3 separate regions of the Homo sapiens genome follow, and all the other regions are linked to region 3. Evidence: chromatin contacts called from ENCODE Hi-C or POLR2A ChIA-PET data. All regions are on one chromosome and are shown on one strand. The core of a region is the stretch at or near the end of the contact, and the rest is flanking DNA. Distances in the headings are between cores, read along the strand shown. Region 1 overlaps LOC124904517 (a long non-coding RNA gene). Region 2 has its middle 140 kb from the start of DUSP10. Region 3 holds the start of DUSP10 (dual specificity phosphatase 10).

What was found. A loop is a pair of places that touch in the nucleus more often than their neighbours do. ChIA-PET counts read pairs that join two places held with the same protein, here RNA polymerase II (POLR2A). Pooled maps may share reads with other maps.
Region 1: a map of PC-9 shows a loop between it and region 3 (12-fold over the local background). The contact joins the enhancer-like site here to the promoter of DUSP10 in region 3. A Hi-C loop is called at or near these places in 10 of 168 maps with a recorded cell type or tissue (B cell, Calu3, IMR-90 and 7 more), 11 of 37 single-sample maps with no recorded cell type and 15 of 50 pooled maps. POLR2A ChIA-PET finds 5 or more read pairs at or near these places in 9 of 52 experiments (A549, AG04450, B cell and 5 more).
Region 2: a map of PC-9 shows a loop between it and region 3 (8-fold over the local background). The contact joins the enhancer-like site here to the promoter of DUSP10 in region 3. A Hi-C loop is called at or near these places in 10 of 168 maps with a recorded cell type or tissue (MCF 10A, PC-3, PC-9 and 5 more) and 12 of 50 pooled maps. POLR2A ChIA-PET finds 5 or more read pairs at or near these places in 7 of 52 experiments (CD4-positive, alpha-beta T cell, CD4-positive, alpha-beta memory T cell, HEK293 and 4 more).

The regions. Positions count from the first base shown.
Region 1 is chr1:221,885,623-221,888,545 of GRCh38, forward strand. All of the region lies in intron 2 of LOC124904517 (a long non-coding RNA gene), which reads left to right. Among named protein-coding and RNA genes, the nearest start is that of LINC01655, 46 kb to the left of the region's middle. Within about 2 kb of position 1,634, at least 7 of the 41 ENCODE cell types and tissues checked have a DNase peak (open chromatin) inside an H3K27ac peak, as active enhancers do; they include IMR-90, PC-3, PC-9 and 3 more, where a contact is called at or near this core.
Region 2 is chr1:221,604,123-221,606,987 of GRCh38, forward strand. No RefSeq gene overlaps it. Among named protein-coding and RNA genes, the nearest start is that of DUSP10, 140 kb to the right of the region's middle. Within about 2 kb of position 1,614, at least 2 of the 41 ENCODE cell types and tissues checked have a DNase peak (open chromatin) inside an H3K27ac peak, as active enhancers do; they include PC-3 and PC-9, where a contact is called at or near this core.
Region 3 is chr1:221,740,698-221,743,674 of GRCh38, forward strand. DUSP10 (dual specificity phosphatase 10) reads right to left here and starts at 1,392. Exons shown (of 4, transcript NM_007207.6): 1 at 1,284-1,392. RefSeq lists enhancers at 462-1,099, 1,100-1,737, 1,209-1,398, 1,729-1,928, 1,738-2,375 and 1 more and silencers at 379-428, 2,149-2,628.

The DNA.
Region 1 (2,923 bases), core at 384-2,883, 150 kb after region 3:
TTAGAGACACTCTGGGAATTATCTAAGTTGATCACTTTATTTTTTGCGAAGCTGATGCTCACATAAATGAGATGATTGTTAGGCCCTAGAATTAGTTAGGGCTGAGTTGAATTTGAAACCCAGGTTTTCTAGCACCTAAACCAGAATTCCCTGTGCTAGTTTATATACATATATATACATATATCTTCATATATATGCATATGTATATATATATGCACCTTGTTATATATAAACTTTTGTATATCTTACCTGTTCTAGAAGAGTCTCTGGTGGTGATGGACCAAAAGATCAAATCTGTAAATTATATTCCATTACCAAGAATCTAGGTAATTAACTGCCTAGAGCTCAGTCTGCCCAACTGTAAAATGAGCAGAGTATTCCCTGCATTGGTCTATGTTGCTAGGCTGTTACAAGAATAGATAGGAGTGTCTTGCACACAAAAAATGCTGAAAAAAATTGGCTAAAGAAAGGAGAGAGTTCAGAAAGTCAAAGTTCACACATACACAAGTTATTAGAATTGATCACCATTCTCAGATTCAGAAGCTACTGGTAGTGTTCTCCCTACCCCCAAGATTGGGAGAGCATTAGCCTTTATAGCTAACATTAGGCAACAGAATGGCTTACTATTGGAGCTGGCAACCTGCATGCTTCTACACACAGACCACTGAGACAGGCAACCTCCACACCTTCTACCAACTGCTGATGGGCTGTTGCTTAGACAACCCCACATCCTGGACCCAAGCTCCTAAACAGACCAAGAAGAATAGCAGTGCACTGAAGGTGGAGTAGACAGAGGGAGAAAGAACAAGCAGACCACCTAAAATGATGACCCTAAAGAAATGGAGTGCCTGAACGAATGGGACTGATGTCAATTTGGAAAAGGGGTAGGGAAAGAGAGGGGGAGAGAAAAAGGGGGAGAAGGGGGTGTGAAAGAGAGGGAAGGAGGGAGGAATAAAAAGAATATGAGAATTTAGGAGATTCACATACATATTTGAGACTCAAAGTAGTGACATGGAAGATCAAGTTGAAGGAATATTCTAAAGCCTACGACAAATATCCATATCTCACCATTGTTAGTACAAGGGGCCTGAAATAAAATTCCCTTGGGGTAAGATTGCACACAGGAGGCTACATCTGCTGTGCAGCTCCCCAAAACTTTAGCCACTCTGACTCATCCCAAGGGGAAGAATTTTGGCCACCTGAGTTCCTGACTTGGATTCTGACTGTGGCTTTTAGCCTTTGCATCATCCTGCATCTTAAGGATTGCTCTGTCTGTCTCTCCTTCTCTGTCCTGGGTGAGCAAGCTGCTGGCATCTCCTGTCGGCCACAGGAGGTGTGTTGACAAGGGCCAGGAAATATGTGGGAAGGGGTGGGTTGGGGGGAGTTTCCTAGGCAGCGTTCCTCTAGGAACTTTCTTCTCTAGGAATTCTCTTAGATCAGCATCCATTGCCTGTCCACTGGGTCATAAGCTTTCCTTATGCACGTTCAGTTGTTAAATCTACAACACCTCTCGCCCCCACACAGACTTTCACTCCCGCTCAAGAGAGGGGTCAGGGTGTGTGTGTGTGTTGTGAGCAAACTCCTTCATTGCCATGGACCTGGCAGAGGCACAAGCCAGCCCCATTCCAGGACCATGTGACACTGGCTGGGTTACTCACTTGTTTGCCCTCCAGCAGGGGCAGCCGGGGACACCTCCCTAGAGTGACTACAGCGTTTATCCCTGGGATGACTCAGCCCAAGCCTCCCTCTGCCCAAAAAGGGAATCTGAGGCTGGGGCTGGAGATGGGGCCTGTTGATTAGCCGCATCTATGGTTGGGAGAGCATAGAAACTACCTCTCACCTGGGAAACATGAGGGACAGAGTGAGTAATGCTCAGATCAGTGGCTCAGGAACTCAGCGTGAAACATAAGTTTATTTGAGAAGCTCAAGTGACAGGTGGAGCTTTGCTTCCAGAACCCCAAGGAAGATCCTACTCAGCCACCTAATGATAACATTTTCATTTCAGATTTCCATTCATTTCATCTCACTGACTTCACTCTCACCTTTATTTTGTTTTCGTCATTTCTGGAGTGGGTCAATTACTTAACCCTGAATAGAGATGTGATATAGCAGAGTCTTAGGGTGGGTTCTGGCTGATTCCTCATCAAGAATAAGATTCTATTTCCTTTGTCCTGAACAGGATAATCTCTTCAGATTACAAAGCTGTACCTACCTAGTATTGTTTGTTGATGTTTCTGTTGTTTATAAACACTGGTCTCATCTCTCCAAGAGCATAATACATTCCTCAAAAGCACTCGCTTCCCTTATAGTTCTAATTCCTCATGGCACTCTCTGAGAAGCACATGTGGATACTTAACACTTGTTACTTGATTGTTCTCAATCTTAAATACCTGGAAGAAAAGGCATTTCCACAACCTCACCAGTCACCAAATCCAAGAACTAAATTCAGCAAGATCGAGTTTTTGATAGCAAAATTAAAGTTACCATATTTTACACCATTTCACCAACAACATCTGTAGTTTAATTGGTTAATTTCCATCTGCTGGCCTTCTAGCTAACTCTGAGGCATTCCCCTGATGTTACTATTATAATTGTTCCTAGAGGTCTACGATAAAAACAACGGTTATTTGTAGAGGCTTAATCACACACAAAGTGATTTCACAGGTATTTCTACTTAGAGCATCACCCTCTGTGGCGGCTATAATTGCACTTCTCAGATCTCCGACATCGGGGAGCAACATCAGGGACCATAATTAACTCAGCGCAGACGGGGCTCTAAAATCCATCATGCGTTTGTGATGTGGTCTGATGGCCCTTTCAGCCTCTCCACGCTCCTGGGCTATTTTATCTCACAGGTGTTTCCCCTAACAAAATGTTCTTGCACACATTCTGTCTTCACATCTGTTTTTCTGAGAACCCACTC
Region 2 (2,865 bases), core at 364-2,863, 140 kb before region 3:
GGATAAATTACATATATGAGGAAGGAATACTTATGTAGTAAAAGCGTCTTTAAAAAAAAATCAAACGAATGACTATCAAAAAGTCAGAACAGTAGTTATCTGTGGGGAAGAGGATGAAAAAGAAACCATCTTGGAGGGTCAGAGGGAACTTCTGTCAATGTTTTCTTAACCTAGATGGTAGTTACACAAATACTCATTTTAATATTATTATTGAAAATGTAAATATGTTTTATATACTCTTTGATATATACAGTATACAATCATCCATTGCTTAAGGTGGGATAGTGATATGGTTTGGCTGTGTCCCTACCCAAATCTCATCTTGAATTGTAGTTTCCATAATCCCCACATGTCATGGGAGGGGCCCTGAGGGAGGTAATTGAATCATGAGGTGGTTATGTTCTCATGATAGTGAGTGCTGCTGTTCTCATGATAGTGAGTGAATTCTCAGGAGATCTGATGGTTTTATAAGGGGCTTTTTCCCTTTTTGCTAGGGGACTAGGCACTTCCCCTTTTGGTAGAAATGGGAGATGCCATCATGTGAAGAAGGACATGTTTGCTTCCCCTTCCACCATGACTGTAAGTTTCCTGAGGCTTCCCCAGCCATGCAGAGCTGTGAGTCAATTAAACCTCTTTCTTTATAAATTACCCAGTCTCAGGCAGTGTTTTAAGGCAGCATGAGAATGAACTAATACAGATACATTCCAAGAAATCTGTCATTAGGAGATTTTGTCATTGTGCAAACGTCGTAGAGTGTACTTACATAAACCAAGATGGTGTAGTGTAGCCTACTTCACACCTAGGCTGTATGGTACAGCCTATTGTTTCTAGGCTACAGGCCTATACAGAATGTTACTGTCCTGAATATTGTAGGTAACTGTAACACAATGCTAAGTATTTATGTATCTAAATATATCTAAACATAGAAAAGGTACAGTAAAAATATGAAATAGATAAAAAAATGTACACCTATGTAGGGCATTTACTATGAATGGAGTTTACAAGACTGGAAGTTGCTCTGGGTGAGTCAGTGAGTGTGAAGGCCTAGAACATGACTGTACACTATCATAGACTATATACTCTATACATTTAGGCTACACTAAATTTAGAAAACTTTTTTTATTCAATAACAAATTAACCTTAGTTTATTATAATTTTTGACTTTATAAACTTTTTATTTTTTTTACTTTTTGACTTTTGTAATAACACTTAGCTTTAACCTCACATTGTAGAGATGTACAAAAATATTTTTATATTCTTATTGTATAAGCTTTTTTTATTAACTTTCTTTCTACTTTTTAAACTTTTTTGTTTAAAACTAAGATACAAACACACACATTAGCTTAGGCCTACACAGGGACAGGATCATTAAGGTGTCACTAGGCAAAAGGAAATTTTCAGTTCCATTTTAATCTTATGAGACCGCCATTTTATATACAGTACATTGTTGTTGGAAACATTGTTATATGACACATGACTATATTTCAAAATTAAAAAGAAAAAGGAAAGACAACATCCCAGGAAGCTGAAATTGATAAGTCTTTGGCCCCTTTCTTAAGAGTTAGGGTAATCTGATAGCAGAGGCATTGTTTCAGATGTGAGACATTTAGTCGAATTACCTGTTTGTTTTCTCACAAACTCATACTTGTTTGACTGGATCATCTGGGTACCTTTGCTTTCTGCAGTCACAGCCTTTGATTACAAGGTGTCAAGAGATGGTATCAAGGGCCAGAACAGCAATTATAAAGCTACTGCCATAATAAGGCATTTATAGGCACACCTCATTTTATTGTGCTTCACAAATAGTGTGTTTTTTTTTTTACAAATTGAAGGTTTGTGGCAACCAAGGAGTGAGCAAGTCCATTAGTGCCATTTCTCCAACAGCATATACTCACTTTGTGTCTGTGTCATATTTTGGCAATTCTCAAAATATTTCAAACTGTATTATTATTATTATATCTGTCATGGTGATCTGCAATCAGCAATCTTTGATGTTACCATTGTAATTGTTTTGGGGGACCACGAACTGCATCCATATAAGATAGCAAACTTAATAAATGTATGTTCTGACTGCGGCACTGGCCAGCCATTCCCCTGTCTTCCTCCCTCTCCTTGGGTCTCCCTATTTTCTGAAACACAACAATATTTTAATGAGGCCAGTTAATAACCCTACAATTTTCTCTAAGTGTTCAAGTGAAAGGAAGGGTTGCATGTCTCTCGCCTTAAATCAAAAGCTGGAAATGATTAAGCTTAGTGAGGAAAGCACGTTGAAAGCCAAGTTAGAACAAAAGCTAGGCCTCTTGCACCAACCAGTTAGCCAAGTTGTGAATGCAAAGGAAAATTTATTGAAGGAAATTAAACTTGCTACTTCAGTGAACACGTGAATTATAAGAAAGCAAAATAGCTTTATTGCCTAAGTGGAGAGAGTTTGAGTGGTCTAGATAGAAGCTCAAACCAGCCACAACATTCCCTTAAGCCAAAGCCTAATTCAGTGCAAGGCCCTAACTCTCGTCAATTATATGAAGGCTGAAAAAGGTGAAGAAGCCAAGGAAGAAAAGTTGAAAGCTAACAGAAGTTGGTTTATGAGATTTTTTAAAAGAAGCCAAGTTTATAACATAAAAGTGCAAGGTGAAACAGCAAGTACTGATACAGAAGCTGCAGCAAGTTATCCAGAAGATGTAGCTAAGATCATTGACAAAGCTGGCTACACTAAAAAAATACATTTTCTTTGTAGACAAAACTGCCTTCTATTAGAAGATGATGCCATCTAAAACTTTCATAGCTAGAGAGGTGAAGTCAATGCCTGGCTTCAATGCTTCTGAAGACAGACCGGCTCCCTTTTTAGCAGTTCATGCAGCTGGTGAC
Region 3 (2,977 bases), core at 142-2,641:
GTATAAGGTTTCAATCCCATACAGATATCCCCCCTTCAAGAGTACTGATTCCGTAAAGAGGACCTCCCAATTAGCCTGTACTCGTTGAAAGGGACAGTGAATTGTTGCCCACCGGATCTATCTCTGATTTCAGAGTGTCTGCAAAAAGACAGCTCCTTCCTCCTGTAGGCACAGGGGCACTCTACAACTCAGGCTTGCTAACTCTTCTTCTTCTATTAGACATGCACATAGCAAAGACGCCAAACCCCACGCCAAGAGACGCTCACCTAAACGAACTTTAAGAGCTATCAGGAAAAATGCCATCTATCATCCGTCTACACACGACCGTCACCATTCTCATCCGTCTACACACGACCGTCACCATTCTCTGACACAGAACCAAAGTGTCACAGGCGGAATCCACACTCACGCGCGCACACGGGGCACGCACCCATCACGTCGGCAGATCTCCAACGACTCGGGTTTCTCTCACCCACCTTTGGATGGGAGCGAAGGAGTCAACCCCCCTTCCCTTGCGTAGTATTTTTTCTGAAGAGCGAGTTCTATTCCAGAAGCTATAACTGTTTCCCGGTTGGACCAAGCGGTGAAAGTCTTTGCTATTGTGTTACCTGGTAGGACACGTCCAGGATCAACATACCATTTCTTCTGAGAGGGACGCATAAGCGTGTTCACAGAGACACGCGCTGGGACCCCCACCTCCACACAGAGTTCAAGGCTCACACACACACACACGGAGTGTATAGAGAGACCTGCATCCCTGCAGCAGAGGGTCGGGCGTACATACTGCCCGTGAAACCATCCAGTCTGGCCCAGAAAATCTCCCAGAGAAATACTGAGCTATCCCCTCTCCCTTCCACCACTAGGCAAGAGCTGGAGAGAAAATTAAGTGGTTAGAGAATGCTTCTTCCCCATTCCTGGAGCACTTAACATCCCCCCGCCCCCCGCTTCACTCCTCGGCACACAGCGCACTAATGAGCCCCGAGCATTTAAAACTGCCGCAAAGCATCCCAACAAACCTCATTTTTTCTTCGCCCCAAATCCAAGTAGACTGCAGGGAGTAAACGCACAGGGTAGCAGGAGCCAACGGCCGGAACCTTATAACCCTACCTGCTGTAGCTCCTCCGTCAGCATCGCATCTCTATCTTTCTGTCTCTGTCTCTCTCTCACACACACACAGATACACACACACAAACACACACACTCACACTCACACAAGCACCGCCTTACAATCCTCCACCTCCAGTCCCGGGCTCTCAGGAGTAGTCGCGGTGACTTCCACTTACTTCATAAATAAGTGTATTCCTCCACCATCTGGCGCTCCTCTTCAGCTATGGACTCGCACATTCAGCCCCCATTCACTCGGCTTCATTGATCTCCAGCAGCAACATAGTTACTTTCTCTTTTGCTACACTGTAAATGTAAGGTTCTGAGGGGGCGGACTCGCCGCCGACCGACGGCGGGTTGGGCCAATAAGAATCCGGAGAAAGCCGACCGCTACCTCACAGAGCCCCGCGACCAATGGGCAGCCTAGGGGGCGGGTAAGAAGGCGTGGCCTCATCTCTTTAAGGAGGGTTTATCCGAAGCTGCTCTGGGTCCTCGGTGTTAAAACACGGGCGGTGATGTCATTGGCAACCAATCAAAAACTTAAAAGAGCCAGCCGGGGCCGCGCGGAGCAGCTGCTCTCTATTTACATGTAAACCGAACCGGCAGGATGCAGTTAACCCTTTACCAGGCTGAAGTGTCAGCGGGCTGGACGCGCTGCTCCGCTAAAACTGGCTCTTCCCACTGGACGGGATCCTCCAACACTCCCTCACCCGGGGACAAACCACGCTATTTTTCCTCCTTACTATGGACAGATGATCAAAAGTATCGGAGTAACTTTCTAAAGGAAAGAGACTGCGATCACCGTCCCTAGTGGGAAAGCCGGGTTCTCTCCGAGTCGCTCGAGGTGACTTGACAAACGCTAAGCCAAAATTCGCGGACCTCGCCGGGTCTTCTGCGCTAGGACCAGCATGAGCGCGCAGCCAGGGGCGACGCTTCCGCTCCGAGCCGCGGCCCGGGGCCACGCGCTAAGGGCCCGAACTTGGCAGCTGACCGTCCCGGACAGGGAGGCCCTTCAGCCTCGACGCGGCCTGCGTCCTCCGGAGGGCCCTGCTCCGCCCGGGAAGCGTCCGCCTCCCGCCCGCCCGCCCGCAGATGTCGCTGCCCCTCTGGCTGTCCCGGCCTGACCGCCGCGCGCCGCCCTGCTGCTCACCTACTTCCGCGCCACGGTCACGCCCCTGCCGTCCCCAGGCTAACCCTCCCGGGGCTCGACCCAGAGCACTAAGGCGGCGCCACTGAGGGCTGCTCGGAGGAGGAGGCTTGAGTCGACGCCAGAGGCGGCAAGGGACGCGCCCTGAGCAGCGGTGCAGAGGCCAATCCCCTGGCCGGGCGTCCTGGGGCCCGCTACGCGCCCGCTGCCCCTCCGGGTCTGGGTCCCCGCCCGCCGCCGCCCCCCTTTCCCGCCTGGCGCGCTGGGTCCCCGCGCCGTGCCAGCAGCGCGCAACCCACCCGCCCCACATGCCTCGGCCGCCACCCCTCGGTCCCGCACGGCCCCTGCCGAGGCCAGGACCGGCAGCCCGGCGCTTCTGGAACAGCCGCAGCTGGCGGAAAAGAGCCAGAGCCGAGTGCAAATAGCTAGATTGAATGGGGCCGGAGGAGCGTGGAGGAGGTGACGCCGCCTCTCCCCGCTCCCCTGACTTTGGCCGGCGCCAGGTAGCTGGCCGCAGCTCCTGATCAGGGAGAAGAGTAGGGGGCGGGGCAAGCCGCCCCTTGCCTAGTCCGGAAAATATTCTCATTAGGGAAACTGCAGGAAAGTTGCCCTGGGATACAAAAAGAAGTGGAGATGAACAACCCCAGATGAACTGTGGAGAGTCTACGTCCAAGAACCCTAAAGAAGTAGAGCTTTTTCTTTTCTTATCTGTGAGAGAAGGGATAA